3 separate regions of the Homo sapiens genome follow, and regions 1 and 3 are each linked to region 2. A link is a loop called in an ENCODE intact Hi-C map of the cell type or tissue named here. Cell type or tissue: dorsolateral prefrontal cortex. All regions are shown on one strand. Each heading gives the region's core, and the rest is flanking DNA. Links, peaks and the distances in the headings are about the cores only.

Region 1 (6,843 bases), core at 883-5,882, 79 kb before region 2:
CAGAGACCTTGGACCATGGAGAAGATACTTACCTTTTTCTGTGGGAGGAGCCAGTGCATGGAGGAAGCGTGGTGCTCAACTGTCTACATCAGAGTGCTGGAATGTACATGTCACCAGGCTATTTTTCATTAAAAAGTGATGACAGCTAAATATATTCCCTGACTCTGCGGCTAATAACTTCCTGACTTAGACCTCACTTGCTAGACCCATTCCTGAAACCAGACCGCACTAGTCCCTGTGGGGCTTCTATTATTGGTGAGCCATCTCAACAGATGCAGGTCTAACCAAATCCATGTCTAATATAAGCATGCAAATTGGGAGATGAAAGGGAAAATTTTATGTGCTGAATCACAATCCACAGAGAGAGAAGTAGGGGCATAAGCAGCTGCCTGGAAGACAGGACACCAAAAGTCATTGTCATAGAGGTCCTAAGCAGCACAGGGTTCATTCCGTCCAGCCATCATTCATAGCTATGCCCTTTGAATATTCATCTCTCACATTAAAAATATTTGCCTGGCTACCCTGTTATGAAGGCAGTATGTGTATATCAAAGCATGGTTTTTGCAGTGAGACACACATGAAGCATTTTATCTGCATTTTAATACCATTTAATCCTCACTATTATTATGCCCATTTTACAGCTAGGAGAACTGAGTCACAAGGACACAAGTGGAAGTTCTTGAATTAAAACCAAAATAAGCCTAATTCTAACAGCTGAGCTCTTTGCCAATTTATTTTAAGTCTCATTTCCCTGCTGACCAACTCTCCCTTCGTCTTGCTTCAAAAACCACACTAATTTCTTCTTCTCCTATTTTCTTTTTTTTTTTCTGAGACAGGGTCTCACTCCCATCACCCAGGCTGGAGTGCAGTGGCATGATCATGGCTCACTGCAGCCTCGACTTCCTGGGCTCAGGTGATTGTCCCACCTCAGCCTCCCGAGTAGCTGGAACTACAGGTGCATGCCACCACACCCGGCTTTTTTTCTTTTTTTTCTTTTTAGTAGAGACTGGGATCTTGACATATTGCCCAGGCTGGTCTCAAACTCCTGGGCTCAAGCGATCCACCTCTCTCAGCCTCCCACAGTGCTATGATTACAGGCAAGAGCCACAGCACCAGGCCTATTTCTTCTTTTAAGAGCTTGCCAAATGCTACTATCTTAACTTGGAACTTCTCCCCACCTCCATCCCTTAAACCTATCCAAGTTCTAGCCACGCTTTAAGGCTCTAGTAGGAAAGTCTCAACTTTCCTGTAATGTTTTCTCAGATGATTCTAACCCAGGTAGACATCCCACTCATATTACATGTACTGCCTCTGTTGGCATTAATTTGGCGTTGCCTCAGTTGTACCATTTCATAACTTGTTTGGCTTATTTTCTGACCTAATGCGCAAATTGTCAAGGGCAGAAACCATGTGTAGACCTCATAATGCTAAGTTCTAAGTAGATACTAAAAATTTTTTTAATGAATGAATAATACTGATACCATAGGTCTATTGATGGACTGAAGCTCTGAATATTCTAGAACTGGGAGGAAGATTCAACATTTTTGAAGGCTTACTACGTGCTAAGCCCTAAGTTAGGCATTTTATACAATGATTTTATTTAAACCTATATGGCTGATATTGTGACTTCCATTTTACAGATTTTTTAAAAGGTCCAGAGAGGTTAAGAAATTTGCTAACACAGGGCTGGGTGTGGTGGCTCATGCCTGTAATCCCAGCACTTTGGGAGGCCGAGGCGGGCAAATCACGAGGTCAGGAGTTCGAGACCAGCATGGCCAACATGGTAAAACCCCGTCCCTACTAAAAATACAAAAAATTAGCTGGGTGTGGTGGTGGGCGCCTGTAATCCCAGCTACTTGGGAGGCTGAGGCAGGAAAATCACTTAAATCTGGGAGGCGGAGGTTGCAGTGAGCCAAGATCATGCCACTGCACTCCAGCCCAGGAGATAGTGTGAGGCTCTGTCTCAAAGAAAAGGAAATTTGCTAACACGTTATTAGATTGTGGCAGAGCTACGACTTAAATGTAGACTAGTCTGACTCCAAAGCCCGCACCACACAGCCACATGGGTCATCACTGCATCTGTGAACGAGTTAACCTACACAAACCCCAGGGGACGGGGATCGTAGCTAGCCCAGAAAGAAATGACAAATGGTCACTTGGTAATACATTCTAGGTTCTGTTAACTCTAATATTCAGAAAGTTGTTCTTCATGTCTGACTTAATTCTCTCCTGCTTCCATTTCATGCCATTTCCCCTTGTTTTGTAGTCAAGCATATGGAAAACATCTGGCTACCATTTCCTAGACACCACTCCTTCTTGGTCTAAAAAATTCCTGTGGTAGCAGCTCAACTTTATTTTGTGTCATCTAAAATATAGCCACACACCTTTTAGAGTGTAGGTTGTCCTAACTGATAGGCTTTCCTACCCAGGCAGAATTATAGCTGTCAGCAGGGAAAATGAGTGAGAGCTACTGGCAGGATGAGCTAATCCGTGGTCAGATGCTCTTGGATCAAAGATTCATGCTGAAACCAGCCGTCAGAGCAAAGAAGCCAAGTTCATGGATGAAAAAAAAATGAGGCTGGGAAGCACAATGCACCCCAGTGACCTACCATTACCACTGGCCTCAAAATAGCCTTGGAGCCAGGATAGGGGGTGGGAGAATATAGAAACCAGGCAAGTAGGCCATGGCAGAGATTAATTTGGGGAAACCAAGGATGGGCAGACAGCCCCCATCCCCTGGCATCTGGGGAACAAGGGCAGCTGTACAGGAAACATAAAAACACAGTGGAGACCAGAGGAGGGGAGTCAAATGAGAATGCTAAATGTTTGGAACCCAGTGGCTAAGAAAGACGTTGCCAAGTGTCACACTGAAAACAGGAAAGCTTTCCTGGGCCCTGGGTGTGGAGGCCACCGAACAATGAAAGGGGAAGCCTGTAAGAAGAATAACAATGACACGGAAGCCTGCTCCAGCCTGGTGAAATCCCTTCTGCAGTTTTTACAAGAAGCAAAACAAACAACAGTCTGACCCCTCGGCTCGCCCCCGACGCCACACCCCCTCCTCAGTCCGCATGTTGGGTCAGGAAGGGCAGTGGTGTGGCCAGATCCATGAAAGGGATTCTAAGAACAAAGCCTGTGCCGTTTACCTGCAGATCAAAGTTTGCCGTTAATAACATGTGTGTTGGAGAGGGCAGAGAGAGGACCGTTGCCCCTGCATTCCATTAAAAAGGGATTATGGGCTGTCTGACCAGGTAAGCAGTGTGATCTGTGAACAGAAACTTGTCCTTTGGAAGTGGGGCTGTGGCAAAACAAAAGCCTTAGGAGACGTAATCAGCAACCGTTCACTGCAGCAGGGCGGGTGGCGCGGTGTCTGTGTTTGTGCCTGTGTGCAAGGGCATGTGCGATATTTTCTGCTGTTGCTAAGATGGGTTCCCCCTTCACTGGCCTCTCGCCCAATCGAAAGGTAGCTGCTCCTCATTGGCTGCCTGGCTTTATCGAATGACCATGACGAGCTGGAGCGAAGCCCACCTCATTGGCTTATTCCTATGGCCATTGTCAGGGGAGAGCAAATCAGACACCTAATCAATATTTTGTGAAGTGGCACTAGACTCTTGGCTAAATTTGCATTAAATTTCTCCCTGTCTGTGCCTTTGCACTCAGATAAGCATCATATTAACTTCGGGGATAGAGAGAGAGACGAGCAATCAAACACTGTCATCCTTCAGCCATTTTGGATGAATCTCTGAGTCTTGGCAAAAATCTTGGAGTGCCGAGCGTGCAACAGAGAAATTAGTCATAAACAGATGCAAACCTCCCGAGCAGAGACATATTTAACTAGGCTAGATTAGTGGTGGCCCTTCTAGACAAAAACTGATTTACTTCCTTCCTTCTTCTTTCCTTCCTTCCTTCCTTCCTATATTCATTCAACAATTATTTATTGCACACCTATTCTGAGTCAGGTTCTTCGATGGCCCCGGATATATCACTGTGCCAGGCAAGAAATATTTCCCTGCTAGGTCTTTCAGGGTGCTAAAGGGCCGGGGTTCATCACATGGTAAATTACCTGGCTCTTGAAGAAAAGAGAGGGGGCTCTGATCATCATCCATGGAACGAGATGGAACCGAAGTCCCACAGATGAAAGTCTCCTGAGTAGGCACAGATTCTGAATGAAAAACTGGCCTAGTAACTGGAGTTCCCCAGAATTCAACATGAATGTCAGTTAAAATGTGGATAGGTAGTGGTCCTGAGGAAGAGAAAAAAATGGATGTGAATACATTTCCTGTCTTTCAGAGAAAACCAGGAAAGAAATTCCACATGCCCTCTACCTCCCATCACTAAGCAGCTAAGCTATACCTGCACCCCTGCCCTCTGCGCTCCTTCCTGTTGGAACAAACAACGAGGCGTGTTTCTATCAAAATCAACGCTTTGGCTTGTGTACAAGTCCCAGCGCCATTCGCCCACTCAAGCATCTCCTGTCATTCTCACCTTGTTCTCTTACATCATCAAATTTTCAATCTTCCCCTCTCATCATCATTAAAAAATGCTGCAATATCCCTCATCTTTAAAAATAAAGATAATTAAAAAAAACACACACACAACTCTTTATAGATCCAAGGCTGATGTTCAGCCAGCGCCCATGAGCACTATTATGGTGATTGCTAAAATACTGAAAGAATTCTGGATGGGTTGGTGAGCACTGCTACCCTGAGCCTCCCGAGTATCTGCCTCTGACCTTTTCCAACCTAGCCTCTTCCCTGGGACCTCCTGGACAGCCTATAATCCAGAAACCAAAAGGTTAATGCCAGGACCAGCAAAGTCCTCCAAGACCCTGCTCCAGACCTATAGGCAGCATCCCTTCTGACTGCTCAGTGCCCATGCCATAGTTATTCTAATAGCATCCCTGCTTAGACACGGCATTTTCTTCGAGTCATTCCCTCTTCCCCTCGCCACTACTTTCCTCTCCTTTAGAGTAAAACCCCTGGAAGAGTTGTCTATCCTGTCTCCATTTATCTTTTTTTCTTTTTTGAACCCATTTCAACCAGATTATGTTTCCAATCTCTCCAGCATCACTTTTCTCAAGGTTATCAAGGAAACCTCCACTTTGCCAAATCCAAAGATCAGGCCTCAGTCCTCATCTTATTTGGCTTACTAGTGTCATTTGACACAGCTGACCAATTCCTTTTCCTTAAAACATCTTTTTTTGTTACTTTCTTTCCTTGTCTCTGAGACGCCACTTTCTCCTGGCTCTCCTTCTTTCCGTCGGTCTGCCTTTTGCTCTCCTTTTCTGGTTCCGTCTCACCATCCTGGTCCCTAAGGCTGAAGCTCTCTAGGGCCCAGTCTCTGGAATCTCATCTATTTTCCTCTCTGCATTCACTCTTTGGGTGATCTCTTCTAGTCCCTTGACACTGAATACCATCTATATGCCAATGATTGTCAAATTTCTATTTCCTGCACCAACATTTCTACACTCATAATCCAATTGTCACTCTGCGCCTTCACTTGAATATATAATATACATCTCAAATTTAAGTTGTGTAGAACTGCGCCCTTGCTATTCCCATCAAAACTTCTTTTTCTTGCCCCTGGTCTTCATCTTAGAAAGTGACAACATCATTTTTCCTATTGCTGAGGCCAAAATCCTTGGAGTCAGCCTTGACTCCTCTCTTTTCTCTCACACCAAACTATAATCTACCAGTAAATTCTGAAGCCCTACCCTCAAATCAGACCCAGAATCTAACGATTTATCACCACCTCCCACCACAGCCATTTAAGTCCAAACCACTATCATGTGTCTCCTTTATTAATGCCATGATGATGCAAAGGTTTCCCTGCTGTCAGCCCGGCCCCTTTTACAATCTCTTCTTTGCACATTGGCTGAATAAGTCTCTTCAAGTAAATTTAGTTCATTATACTCCTTTGCTCAGAGTTTCCAAATGGGTTTCATCTCGCCTAGAATAAAATTCAAAGTCTATACACTACAGTTAGACACTAAATGGAGCCCACACATTATTAGCTGGGTTCCGGCTTTGCTCCACAGTGTGGCCATCTTCCAAATATGTTATTCATCACAAGGAAGACTGGGTAAGAATATGAATGTTTTATTATGCAAATCTAAAAATAAAACAAACAAAAACAAAATATTTGTTACAAAGTTAAATCTTAATGATGGTCCCTTATGAACTTCAACTTTTTATTTAAGGGCACTATATTGCCTTAATGTGCATTAAAATGATTTCATTTTGTCTCCATTCATACCATGAGCTGAAATTAAATTATGTCTAATTGTCAGTGTACATAGTGGGCAGTATTGAATCAACAAATGCTTAGAAAATGACCTTTTTTTTTTTGAGACTGGTTCTCACTCTATCATCAAGGCCAGAGTGCAGTGGAGCGGAGCAATCATGACTCACTGCAGCCTTGACTTCCTAGGCTCAAGCGATCCTCCCACATCAGCCTCCAGAGTAGCTGGGACTACAGGCATGAACCATCACATCTGGTTAATTTTTGTATTTTTGTAGAGATGGGGTTTTGCCATGTTGCCCAGGTTGGTCTTGAATTCCTGGGCTCGAGCAATCTGCCCATCTCAGCCTCCCAAAGTGCTGGGATCGCAGGTGTGAGCCACTGGACTTCTTATTAATTACCTGTGAGGATGATAATGATAATCATAAATTGAATATTCCTGGGTAAGTTATGGCATTTTATGTATTTAAATTACATATATTTCCAACAACTTTATCTCCATTCTAAAGGTGCAGCCACAGTTTTGTGGCTCAGAAAATTTGATGCCTTAATCAAGGTATAGTACTTGCTATGGTAAGTAACACAGTTTGAGAGCAATGGTCTGTG
Region 2 (6,843 bases), core at 1,235-6,234:
GTATTTGCAGCATGCCACACTAGATGTTCATCTACAGGAAGATCTGAGGCTTCTAATTTAGGGTGTTTTCTTCTGGAACCCAAAGGTAATTCTATCCACGCCTTCACAGACAGACTACAATTATTATTTGAAAAAGAAATAAATCATGAGTTCTCATCGGACATCAACCCACCAGCATGTGTTATAAAATGGAATGGCTCCTTGAAAGAAAATATTTCCTCCTCTGCATGTAGACATATCCCCCTTGACTTAAAAATATATTTTAGAATTGAAATGCTGAATGCTTAGCAAATTCTGAAAATAGTGAAGAGTTCTGGACTCAAGCCAAATGTTGTATGGCTTAAGGGAAAAAATGATCAATTTGGAATAATTTTTTCTAGATACTTACGGATAGTACAATATTTAGAAGGAAGAAAACTATGGAGGACCATTTATAGGTATGTGATATTTCTAGGCTAAAACTAAGTTTATAAAATGTGTAAATTTGTTTTTTAGCAAAATCGTTTAAAGATGGAGTTCAAATTTAATCTGCTCCTCTGTTTCTTTTTAGGTAGAATCAGTTTTAATCACTTGTATTGATTTGAAGAAATATAAATTGCATAAAGTTAAAGTGGCTGGAAGAGATCTCCAGATTTTCATGTTATGTCAAATGCCTATTTGAAATACTTTCCTAAAAATCTGTTTTGACGGTGTAACTCTGTAACCTTTGAAAACTTTGGGAGTTGTCAGGAGTTGGCCTGTTCATAGAAGACAATCACTCATGCATAAATGTCATTCAAAAGAACAGCTATGTTTAAGGTACAAAATAACATAGTACCAAGACTTAATAGCCACACAAACGATAGTCAAACCCTTTTTTTTTTTCCTACAGAGCAGAAAGTTACCACAGAAATTTCACATGCAAGCATAAATGATCTGAAAAAGACAATCACCAATTTAGGTTGAAATGATTTCAACATTTGAGCAAATTACAAACAGCAGACCTGGCCTTCCTTACAACTTCCATCTAGTTGTTGCACTGAACAAAAATAAACAAATGGAAAGCTTGACAGATGAATAAGACTTTTCTCATGATTTTAAAAAATGAAAATGCAACAGCAAAGCAAATATCACCACCGAAGTTATTCCGAAGAAACTGCCTTTGGTATGTAGGCTGGAGCAAAGACTCCAAAGCCTCCCCTCGATCTCCCATCAGAATCCTCCACTTTTGCTGTATTTCCTAATTTTGTAGACTCTATTGCTGAGCTCTTTATCAAACCAGTGTGCAATAAAAAAGCCTCCACCGTTCTACTAACTTGCAATTTTCTCCCTCCTCCTGGACAGAGGCCACTAGGAAGGGAAAGCCTCAAAAAAAAAAAAAAAAAAAAAGAGGAGTGAAAGCGAAGAAACAATAGACAACCGTGGCTTTGACAATGCCTTCCCTCAACCCCCTTTCTGCTCCTGCTGTGACACTTGCATTCAAGAGCAAGGACGTCTGCCATCCGATGCATGGACAATGGAATGAGGAATACAAGGCAGCGGGGAAGAAAGGAAATCAGATGAATTCTGAGCTAAGATGGCAGGGTTCTCACCTTTTCCATTTTGGGGAATTTTTTTGTTTTTTGGGTTTTTTTTTTTTTTTTTGCCAAAAATAAAAAGTCTGGATGGAGTCTTCCCGCAGAGAAGAAATAAAAAGAGTGTTTGAATTGTTGGATGGTTCTGAAGGCTTCTGAATTTGCAAACGAATTTTAGAACTATTTGCAGAGGTCTACTTGCTGCCAGTCATCTCTCTCTCTCTCTCTTTCTCTTCTGTTTTATGTCCTGCTATCTCCATCATGCCTCTGTTACTATGAAGACTTTCTGCCTGTGTAAGTAAGTGAGAGTGTGCATTCCTTAATGTTTGAATCAAGACACACGTCTGCATGCATTTCTAATCTAAGAAGCCTATAGCAGTTACTACAACTATCAATTAGTCAGCAATAGCTGAGAACTTCAACGCCTCTGAAGGAACAAAGGTGGAAAGACAGGCAGATACTCCAGCATCTGGATCATGCAACTTGCTGGCTACAAATAATGGCACCTTCTCTGGCTTTTATCTGTGTTTAGTCCTCAAATCTATGTAACATTATGGGTTATTAATGTATCCAGCCACATAATTAGATATGGAGCATCTAAGACATATATGTTTCTTTGGCATTATTGGGAATAAAATGCATTAAGCTGAACTAAAAGGAATTGCCTGCTGACAAAAAAGAGTTTATCGTATATGTGATCTACGTTCCATTTTAATCAACTCCCACTAGAACTGAAATTAACTATACGGTAGAGTTCTTTGTTCATTTCAGTGGTTTTTATGAAAGAAGCTAAGAAAATAGTGATTAAAAAAGGAAAGCTAAATATTTAGCTGTAGAAAAGCATATAAGAAGATTAATTTTCCTCCATAAATGAAATCATTTTGGTTTAAACTCAAGCCTGGATTTTGGTTAATGTTGAGTGGGTTTGTGTGGGGGGGCTGTGTGTGTTTAGTTGCAAGTGTTGTGAGCACCGTCTTACACTGCATATGTCTGTGTTAACTTGTATTGAATATATTCTGGGCTAACCACCTGAAACAAAATAAAGACTTCTTTTATCTCATTTTACAGAAACCTCAAAAAAATCGACCCTTCCGAAAACCAATGCTCTGCCTTTCGTTTTCAAGGACATTAAAATATTGCTAACTTGAATACACAAGAAGAAAGAGGGTGGTATAAGTAACAGCTGATCTCACTCCCTTTTAAATATAAATCATTTCAAATGGAATGATGTCCTTTGCATCTGATGTTATCTGTGATTTTGTCCCTCTTTTCTGGTGCATGAAAAGCAATGCTTCTTTCCTCCGCACTTTTTGTTAGAATTGAAATAATTTCCAAGCGAGATATGGAAAATATCATGAAGGTTAACATTTGTCTCTAACTCCATAAACACAACAGAAAGTCTCACCTGAGCACAGGTATTCACAGCCAAGCCGTAGCAGAAGCTGCAAAACAATATCCCCTCATTTCCCTCTGCTACTCATTCCTTTTCTTGGGACTATCACCCCAAAGAGCAAAATTTTTTTCTTCCTAAAGAAAATAGCTCAGACAATAATTTTACCCCTGTTAACTTGTGAGGTAACCACAGAAGCTGAGAAATTCGGGACTAACATTCAAAGAGAAAACCCAAACAATAGAGCAGAAAAACTGAGTTGCAGGAACCGGGAATGAGAGTCTAGCAAGCTTTTATAATGAGGAGAGGTGTTAGAAATCAGGATAAAGCAAGTCCTTATCAAGATAAAGCAGGGGTAGACAGGGGGGCACAGTAACCCCCATCAAACCCTGTCACTTAAGAAAGAGAAAATTCTAACAAGGTTGAGGAAGAGAAAGGAAATGGTGCTAAATAGCTGGCGAGGTGACCCACCGTCCTGTTTGCTCCTTGGCTCTTGCCGAGGGGAATAACAGCCACAGCAGTGACAACGGAGTTCTAATGTGTCAGGTGCAACCTCTGCCCCGTGCTCTCTACCTCCCAAAAACGAAAGAAAATCATGCCTCAGATAGAACACAACAGGAACGAGCAGGCGCCATCGTCAAGTCCCGGACCCCATCAGCACCGGCTGGTCTATGAAAGCCTTGTATCAAGGGTCCCATTCAAAGGCAACGAAGAACCAGAGACAATGGCAAATCAAAAACTGGCAGGGTTTCTGGAATAATTTAATTCCTCACTCCAGAATTTAGATGGGTATAGCAAGAAACACAGGCGAGAGCTCCTTCACACCAAGACGCGAGCATATGCCTGCCTCTCTGTGGATGTATTTTTAGACATAATATCATGGGGAAGGCAGCCTGTGCACTCATCAACAGCATTTGCTTCCTAACGTGGGTGCAGCCTCTTTTTCACTCTGAGAGTAGCTGATGAGCAGAGGAAGCAATCCACATTTCTCACCAAGCCAAAGGTCAGGAAGGAGGACCCCAAACCACAATCCATTGTCTCTGTGCTCAGAAAGCATTAAATACATTTTCAAGATGTGTTCCAGTATGAGGTCATGCCGCGTGGCAATTCGCTCACTTCCTATTTTTCCACAAATGACTTATTCTATCATCCAAAAGCATAACCAGAAAAAGAAATCACACCTTGACAAAGACAATTCAAACACTGTAGACGAAGGATAAAAATATTTGACAGGACATCTATTATTAATAACATGTACTAAACTTTTTAACATGTCTGTTAAAAGCAAGAGACGGATAATGATTTATGTCAGATTTAAATGTGCTTTAAAATTGGATATTCTTCGCATTCACTTCAAGCTTCAAACATTTAAAATAATAAACACACACAAAAATAGCTCAGCTCTTTAAAATGTGATTAACTAGAAAGGAACAATTCAGCCTTTGCAAACAAATTAACTGTAATCTGGTATATTCTTATCTGATCTGGGGAATTTTCCCTTCGTGTGGAGGATTAAAAAATTTTTAAAGACTCCTTTAAATTTTTCATATTAAAGTAGTAATCAAATATGTATGTGGACTTATCTATACATAGACAAAATTCTCAAGTTAATTTAAACTTATGAGAGAAATCCAAGGACTAGTAGGTCAAACCATCAGAAAAGAAAAATAACCATAAAAACAATCTTTAACCACACACCAATTTCTAGTTTCATGCACTTCTGGAATAGAAATGGACTGAATGGAAATGAATGAAATTAATTTTTCACAACCACTATATTGCAAAACACAATCACTTAAAATGAAGAACAAACAGCCCACCTTCCATATTTTTGAGTCAGAATTTGTTTGTGTCAGAATTACGTTTTTTAAAAATATTGTATGTAAGTAATCTGTAAAAGAGAGTTACAGGATGGATTATTTCTAACTCTACAAATAAGCATTCTGAGTTTTGATTTTGCTTTAACAATTGAAACAGTTTACAATTTCACATTGTAAATCTCACTAGGACTGAATAATGCTCTCACATGGATTGACAAAGAAAGAAAAATTCATGTCAGACCAAAAGGCTTCTTTCAGTCAGTTTCATGCAGCTTTCTTCCAACGGATCTGGGCCAAAACAAATGTAGAATCTTGAGCTGAACTATCCATCACATTTTCCTAGTCTTTCAATTAATGACACTGCAATCAGATCGATAGAATGTAATAAGAAAAGAGCTTTGCATTTCTATACCTATTAATTCGCTGAGTAACTCCAGCAGTAAAACGTGACCTGAAAGGAAAAACACTCAAGGAAAATGAATTCTCTTAGCGTATTGAGCAATGACTCCCTGACCCAAAAATGAACACTAGAGTTTCTATCTTCCAACCAGGGTTATTAAGATCTAAAGATCAGATTGCCTTGTCAAGAGTGAGCTTATTCTTTTTTCACAAGATTCTCTGCAATACACTCACACCACAAGAGGTCTAGTCAAATTGGCCATTTTTTAGAATTTTGGAACAAACATCTTTGAAGTGCAGGTTAGAGTATCTGAAAGGAAAGGCATTGTTCTTCACTTCCTAGGCCACCCTGAACTACCACATTTCTGATCTTGGTTTTCTGTGATGTTCTGCCCCAAGGAATTGGGTTTAGAAAGGGTGAAGCAGGGAAAGAATCGTGGGAATGCTAATTGAGCACAGCCCCATTCCAAATTATTGCATTGGTTTGAGTCTATGCAAACAGTGACAGACATAACAATGCAATACGATGTCTGGATACTCCATATTTATCACCAGAGACAGAGAACCCGGAACACACGGGATGAGCTTTCTGTGGGAAGGATGAGGCAAAGAAAGGCTGGCCTGAGATTATCATGTGCGTGTCTAGATTTTAATGTCACTGGAGGTTCATAAACAGTAACTTCAGTCATAAAAAGTAGACTCTTTCTACTAAATTAGGGTTATAAGGTAGTTCAATCAACCACTAGTGTAGCAGAAAGAACATAGGTTTTGTTGCCAGACAAACCAGAGTTTGAATTTCAATTCTATCATATACTAGTTAGCACCTCTGAACCTCAAATTTTTATTAGCAAAATAGAAATATTATTGCTTACTTGAAGGGCTACTATGAGGGTTGAGTGAGATAACATATGTAAACTATGTGGCACATAATAGCTAAACCTTTCCCCTCACAATCCTTGTGTTTCCAAATATAAACTAGCAGTAAAAATACAATCTTGGCTGAGCACAGAGGCTCAGGCCTGTAATTCCAGCACTTTGAGAGACCCAGGAGGGTGAATCGCTTGAGCCCAGAAGTTCAGTACCAGCCTAGGCCACATAGTGAGACTCTGCCTCTACAAAAAAAATTTTTTAAGTTAGCCAGGTATGGTGGATGTGCCTGTCGTTCTAGCTACCAGGGAGGCCAAGGTGGGAAGATATCTTGAGCCCAAGGAGGTCGAGGCTGCAGTGAGCTATATGATCACACCACTGCACTCCAGCCTGGGCAACAGAGTAAGATCCTGTCTCAAAAAAAAAAAGGAAAAAATGCAATCTTATTGTACAAATTAAATGAAATAGTGTATATAGAACTCTCAATAAACTGTTCACCAATGCACAACTGAAGGTATTATTATTGTTGACAAAAATAACAATAAAGCCTTAAAAATTGAATATGTTATTTCATCTAAGACATAAAGAAATAGTATGGTCTGAGACCTCCCTTTTTTGCAATTATGTATTTAAATCCAAGGGGAAATATTGCTGCTGGAAGAGCTGTATCAAGTGAATTGGCCACCAGCAACCAGTCTTTCAGTGCACGCCAATCTTAGTTGCCAATGGTAGCACCATCTTTTGAAGGTTAAAAAAAAAAAGTACTTAAAATTCCAAGATGAAACTACAAGAAGAAATCTAGCAGTGAGTTGGC
Region 3 (6,843 bases), core at 548-5,547, 130 kb after region 2:
GTCAGGCTGAGTGGCAATGGTTTGAGTTATTAAAAGCAAGGTGTTCCCTTCACTATGAATGATGGTTTTCTTAGTGATAATCTTTGCCTAACTGGACAGATAATTCCAAGAAAGATATTACTGAAGAAAAAAAAAGACTCAGTTCTTGTCTTTGTAGAGCTTCCAATCAAACTAACTCTTTAAGTCAGTATGACTGTCAGTCACTGAAAATTCTAACCTTAACTATTTATTTATTTATGTATTGAGACAGAGTCTCACTCTGTGGCCCAGGATGGAGTGCAGTGGCATGATCTTGGTTCACTGCAACCTCTACCTCTCAGGTTCAAGTGATTCTCCCGCCTCAGCCTCCCAAGTAACTGGGATTACAGGCATGTGCCACCACGCCAGCTAATTTTTGTATTTTTAGTAGAGAAGGGGTTTCACCATGTTGGCCAGGCTGGTCTCAAACTCCTGACCTCAGGTGTTCCGCCTGCCTCGACCTCCCAAAGTGCCACTGCACCCGGTCTCTATTTTTTTAAATAGTCAAATGGAAGTATAGAGCAATCTATTCACACTATCTCAAAAGATTATAAATTTTTGAGTCAGGAAGGAAATTTCCATTATTGTTGGCATTGTTGGCTGTGTGATCTTGAGCAATTTCCCTGAGTCTCTGTTTCCTTGTCTGTTAAGTTAGGATACTTCACAACTTTCTCAAGAGGGACCCTGAGAGGGAATTAAAACTAATGCCTTCAAGCATTCATTGTATAAAGGGAATCAATTTCTCTTCTATCATATAGAATGGTACTAGTTATGCACCATCCTTGGGGTAATTGAGAAAACAAGTCACTCAGATCATTTCCTATGTCCTATGGCTCAGATAAAACCAGGTACTACATGTGAAAGACTGCATGAGGATTCAATAGGATAATAAATAGCGTTTATTGTAGGTATAAAATAGCATTTACTATAGGTTTAATAAATAGCATTTATTATAGGTGTTATTTATTATATGTGTAATAAATAGCATCATGTATGGCACATGGAAGGGGTACTCAGTAATATTAGTATTTTTCCTTTTCTACAGCAGGTTGGAAATTGGGCTGAGGTTTTCACTGAAGATGATAGCAGTGCCCTTCCACAGTGTGACTCTCAAGGCAGCTTCTGGGCGCCCATCTGCCCAGAATGACAATTTTTCCTATAAGGAGGCACTTTTGAAGAAGGAGAGGAAAGGGATGTTGATTGGCATTCTGTCAGGCATTCCATGAACTAAGAAATGAATGGGGATCATGCTGGTGGCTGTAATGGATCTGGCAGCCCCATAGTCACTCCTTCTTCCCTGTATTTATCTGTTTACCTAATCCACTTCTTGACCGACAGCTCCTTGAGGGCAGGGGCTAAGGACTAGTCTTTAATTGTACCTTTATATCTGCAGAGACTAGCAAATATTAATACCTATGAGGCATTAACGACTTCACGGTTTCCGAGGAAAGCCAGAAGGTATGAAACTGGGACTGTGGAGCAACCTCTTGCTTTTCATGGAACTTTTAGCCTATGAGGCACTTCAGGGAAAAGAAGTTCTTCCTGGAACCCAGGAAGCTGAGTTCCTCACGTCTCTGAGCTCAGAGCGTCTATCTCATGTCAAGATCCCTTCGACAAGTGCAGGAGAGGGTGACAGGACGGCTGCATAATCAACCCCGCCAGCTCACACGCAAGCTATGACCTCCAGAAGGGACAGGACACCTTTAGAATACTTTCTACCATTTCGCAAGCTTCTGGGCACGAAGTTCTCTAATCTCAGGTCCCCACGTGACTCCACAGTCCATTTTTCTCTTCTCACATCTCATCTGGTCAAGCTTGACTAAAATTATCTTGTGAACCACCCAAGTAAACACTTGCCTTTGTCTCTTCAAATGGTGTCGATGATATGTCAATGTACACACACACCAAACTGATATAGTATCGCTAGCAGTGTCTCTTTAAAGAGGAGATGTTTTGGAAGGCAGGACACTCTACAGTAAGAGCCTTTTGCTGTGCAAGGTTCACAGCTGTTGCTGTGGCAACTCTCACAACCTCGCTGAGTATCCAAATAAATAGTTTGTTCTTTTTTTTCCTCCCTAAGTAAGATGGGGGAGGGGGACGATCGATGAGACTTGCTATTGGGATCCATTTGGAGTTCTGGAGTCAGTGCAAAAATTGAGGTTTCCTAAAACGACAAAGAAATAAAGGCTTTGGGAAAAGCCCACACCCCTCAAAGGCTGCAGATGGAAAATGGAAGGGAACTGCGTGCTGGAACCTTAGCAGGCGCCGTGGCTTTGAAAAGAAGCTCCCAGCAGCAAACACCCAGGCAGAAAGAAAGAAAGCTGCGGGGTTCCGACCCCACATTCCGGCGGAGAGCTCGGGCCTCTCTGCGGGGGGGACGCCCAGCCTCCCCCGGCCTGCCACCCCAACCCCCCTCCTCCGCTCCCCCCACAGACACGTCTAAACAGCCCAGGATCTCCGGTTAAACAAAGAGAGTGGTATGCCTTAAAAAAAAAAAAAAAAAAAAAAAAACAAACAAAAAAAAACTTTTATTTTCGTGTGATAGGTGATATGTGGAAAATTAATTACAGGAAATAGCACTGCGAAAAGCAGCAGCATTCGTCTTTAAATGGATATGGTCCCCCCCTTCTCCGCCCCCCTCCTGGCTCTTCCTCAGCCCGGCGCAGACAGACACCGCCCCTACCCTCCCCCAAACTCTTTTGTTATCAGTTGAATCACGTCTCGTGCCAAGCAAAAGGTCATTTCAGGTCATCTTGGAGATGAAAGGACGGGGTAATGTATATGAAGGTGCGGGAATTGGCAAGCCCAAAAAATATATACATACACATATACATATACATATACATATACATATACATATACATATACATATACATATACATATACATGCACATAGAGACAGAGAGAGAGAGGTGGGGCAGCGCGGGGGCGGGGGGAGCGCGGTAGTGGGGATGTGAGAAACGCCAGCATTCTAACAAGAACAGAGTGATGCCAGAAAGACGCAGGAAATGTTTCAAAGCATGACAAGCACTGTCCAATCTGTAGCTAATTCCTTATAAAAATAAGAATGTGGCTTATAATTGTTAGGTGCCTGGAGGGTAATTAGAGTTTCTAATTGTTCTCATCCACAATCTCATTTTTGACCCTTCATCAGAGAGCGAGAGATGCCGCCCATTGCGAAAGTGCGCGTTCTGGAAACGTGCTGCATCTGCGGGGCTTTGGCGAACGTGCTCTGCTGGGCCAGAGAGGCGGGACATATCAGACTTAGAGCCTCCACCAGAAGGGGGTTGGGGGCAGAGGGTTGGCCTGGTCCAGTCACCCTCTTGAAGGGAATTTAACCACCAGGGTATGTGGGCAGTATATTTAGGGTGTTTCAGTAGCAAGCACAGATCACTTTGTTTGGAGATAAGAAGAGAAAAAAAAAACGAAACAAAAAAAAAAATACCTTGCATAGAGTTGTTGTTGTTAATGTTTTCCCTACACTGTTTACTGGGTAGGGATGGCATGGTTTTTTATTTCTCTACTAAAAGAGACGCCACTCCCTCCTTTGAGTTTGTAATTCAATGCCATTTCAATAAAGACAATTGGCTCTCGCTGTCTCTGAATTCTTGCCAAGTGCATTTTCCCCTTTCTTTTCCTTCCCACTGCTGTATTTGAATGTCCTGTATTTGCCTCATCAATTTTTTTTCTAAGAAGCAAGTTTGTTTTTTTTTTTCCAATAACGCAGATGCCAACAGCAATCTATCAAGCGAGTGGGAGGTTTAGGTAATAAATCGTTTGTTCCCAGATACCAAAAGTTTCTTACATGGAAACTCCCCCTATAGCCTCCGCTGCCATGGGCTCCGCTCCACTCCCTCTTCTTACTAGTCAAACTCCATCTACCACCCCCCATTCTTTCCACACCCACAGCAATTCAAACAGGGAGGCTTCTGAGGCAACCAGTTAAAGGTAAGCTGATTCTTGACAGGTTCTGTAATAGTAAAGCCAATGAGATTTGGTAAAATTCGTCTGTTACCCCATCAGTCCTGGAAAATAGCTTTTTACAATGGTTATCATCTCAATGTGTGGCACCTGCTAGAGAAACTGGCCTCCATATATGCCTATTCCCCAACTCACACCATTATAAAGGCATACTCACTAAAGTTATACTAGCTTCCTCATTACTAGAGTCATGTGTTTCTAAAGAAATACAAGTCATTTCTGTAACTGTTGTAGATGCTAGCAGCAGAAAGCTCAACATCCTGGGGGTTTGAAGGGAATGGACTCAGTTCTTAACAAAATGGCATTCGTATATATGGGGTGTAGGGAGGTGGTCATTGTGCAGAATGAAGGGAGGAAGGAATAGAGAGTAGTCCAGAGGGTCGGGCAAGATACCTTGATTTAGCCAAAGTCAGCAGCTACCTGATTAATAATTGAAGTGCTGTTAATACGTGGATGAGGATTGTCTGATGCTTACACCAATCAGAGGATGTGGCACCCCCAAGTAACCAATGAGACTTCTCAGGCATTGGTCCTTTTCCATTCGTTACATGCACCCTGAGGAAAAACCCCAAGGCAAATCTGATGATGTCGGCTGGGGCATGCAACTGTCACATAGAGAAGATGGCAAGTTTCCTCTATTTATCATTTCTGTTGAGCAGTATTGTATTATACACACGAGCAAAGCAACAATATTCCATGTTTATGTCTTGCTAGATCACCTAGAAGTTCCGACAGACTTAAAATACAATCAGGCATTTCCCATGCCTTACTGAGAAGGAAGAAAGAAAGGGATCTAGTAGTGATTAAATAATCACTATGTATCATGTGATAGTCACTTTAAATCACTATCACTCAGTCCTCACATCAACTCTGTGGATAGTGTAATTATTTCATTCACTGGCGAGGAAACTGACAATCAAGGTGGGTTGAGTAACCTAATTAGAGATCACCACACATCTAACAAGAGAAGGGAAGAAAGCTCACATTTAGTGAGCACCCCTTGTTTCAGAGACTATGCTTAACTTATCACACATCTACTTTCAAATAACCGTATGCTATGCATAATATTGTCTCCATATGATAGATGAAAGTGAGATTCAAGAAACTTAAGTAACTTATTCAAAGTCACAAAGTTGGTAAATGCAGGAGCTGGAATTCAGACTCAAGCCAGTGTGACGCCCAAAGCTCATGCTGTTTGCCTGCAACTGATGCCTCAAATATTAGCCTGGGATAGAAGAATGAAAGGTTAGTTATCAGCCTTACTCCCAATAGGACAGCACACAGTATATCCTCAATCCCTATAAGCTTACCTCGAAAAATTTACCTTGGCATGTATATAAAGACTGTCCATGATTGGGCATAATGAACAAAGTCCCATTTGTCTAAAGGAAACTGTTTCAGACAGTTTCACGGAGGATCACAAATATAAGCCTTTAGGTCTGATCTTCAACTCAGACCTCATGAGCGATGTTGGTTTGCTTAATGTTTCAAAGGCAGGAAAAGTGAAAGACAGGAAATTCCCTGGGCTTATTCTCATTCTAGCTTTTTACTATTAAGTCTAAGATTATTTCTGAATGTAATCACCAAATCTGTCATTTTCAACTGATTTGGCCATTTTAGTGTGTGGCATTTATTTACTCAATAAAATATTGAGTGCTTACTAGGCACCAGGCAATGTGCTCTATGTTAACCATACACCAGTGTTTGTGCAATTGACAGAGTAATGCTGCCATTCATTGTTTAGGGAACATCAGAGGAGAAGGAGAAAAAGAAGGAAGATCGGGAGGATGTAATGAAGTGGGTGGATTTGGCAGACTAAACTGAGTCTGAGGTGCCTGCAGAAGCACCTGCTGGTGCTTCCTGATAAGTAATTGGAATTATGGGTCTTGCTTTCCGGAGACAAATCTGGACTAAAAATATAGTCTCAGGATGGACTCACATATGGCAGATGGTAACTCAAGTCATGGTGGTAACTGAGATCATCTGGGGAAACAGGGCAAAATGGGAAAAGAACGGGACTTAGAATAGCAGAGACCAGAAGAACCTAATGTTTAAGGGATATTTGGGATCAAGTACGTTCCCCAATTTCGTATGTGGCAAAGTAGGCCACCCTTTTCATTAATTTGCTAATTTATCCAACCAGCCCTTACCCATCACCTCCTATATGTTAAGTGCTCATAATGCAAGCATGAGTAACATCTGATTCCTTGCCTTGAGGGGATATAATAGAGGAGAATTCAAATGTATTTATATACAAAGATCTGTCTATATTCTTTCTGAAGGAAAAAAAGAGATTGGTGAGACAGGCTCATAGTGGTAATGATTTTTTTAATTAATGAATTTATTTATTTATTTTTGAGACAGAGTTTTGCTCTTGTTGCCCAGGCTGGAGTGCAATGGCACTATCTTGGCTCACTACAACCTCTGCCTCTGGGTTCAAGCGATTCTCCTGTCTCAGCCTCCCGGGTAGCTGGGATTACAGGCACCCGCCACCACACCCAGCTAATTTTTATATTTTTAGTAGAGATGAGTTTTCACCATGTTGGCCAGGCTGACCTGCAACTCTTGACCTCAGGTGGTCCACCCGCCTCGGCCTCCCAAAGTGCTGGGATTACAGGTGTGAACCACCATGCCCAGCCGATATATTTTTTTAATTTTTTACTTCCATAGATTATTAGGAAACAAGTGGTATTTGGTTACATGACTAAGTTCTTTAGTGGTGATTTGTGAGATTTTGGTGCACTCATCACCTGAGCAGTACACACTGCACCCAATTTGTAATCTTTTATCACTCATCCCCTTCCTACCCTTTCCCCCTGAGTCCCCAAGGTCCATTGTATCATT

Evidence for each region. Hi-C counts contacts between places; a loop is a spot of excess contacts. Peaks named below come from ENCODE experiments on the same cell type or tissue, not always from the same donor. Only the 100,000 strongest peaks of a DNase experiment are listed, where the experiment ranks them.
Region 1: it touches region 2 in a loop (4-fold over the local background); 4 of 110 quality-filtered maps call a loop at or near these places.
Region 3: a loop joins it to region 2, with 4 times the contacts of the local background. A loop is called at or near these places in 18 of 110 quality-filtered maps.

The regions. Positions count from the first base shown.
Region 1 is chr11:122,226,779-122,233,621 of GRCh38, forward strand. All of the region lies in intron 2 of MIR100HG (mir-100-let-7a-2-mir-125b-1 cluster host gene), which reads right to left. Among named protein-coding and RNA genes, the nearest start is that of MIR100, 78 kb to the left of the region's middle. RefSeq lists an enhancer at 3,071-3,901. In dorsolateral prefrontal cortex, for the core only: no CTCF peak of the experiment used is centred there; a DNase peak (open chromatin) is centred at 3,443; H3K4me3 peaks cover 1,072 bases; H3K27ac peaks cover 4,476 bases.
Region 2 is chr11:122,305,836-122,312,678 of GRCh38, forward strand. All of the region lies in intron 1 of MIR100HG (mir-100-let-7a-2-mir-125b-1 cluster host gene), which reads right to left. Among named protein-coding and RNA genes, the nearest start is that of MIR100HG, 110 kb to the right of the region's middle. In dorsolateral prefrontal cortex, for the core only: no CTCF peak of the experiment used is centred there; DNase peaks (open chromatin) are centred at 1,456, 3,566 and 3,736; H3K4me3 peaks cover 3,708 bases; H3K27ac peaks cover 5,000 bases.
Region 3 is chr11:122,438,301-122,445,143 of GRCh38, forward strand. No RefSeq gene overlaps it. Among named protein-coding and RNA genes, the nearest start is that of MIR100HG, 19 kb to the left of the region's middle. RefSeq lists an enhancer at 3,125-3,789. In dorsolateral prefrontal cortex, for the core only: no CTCF peak of the experiment used is centred there; DNase peaks (open chromatin) are centred at 2,320, 2,681, 2,941 and 3,241; H3K4me3 peaks cover 2,216 bases; H3K27ac peaks cover 4,996 bases.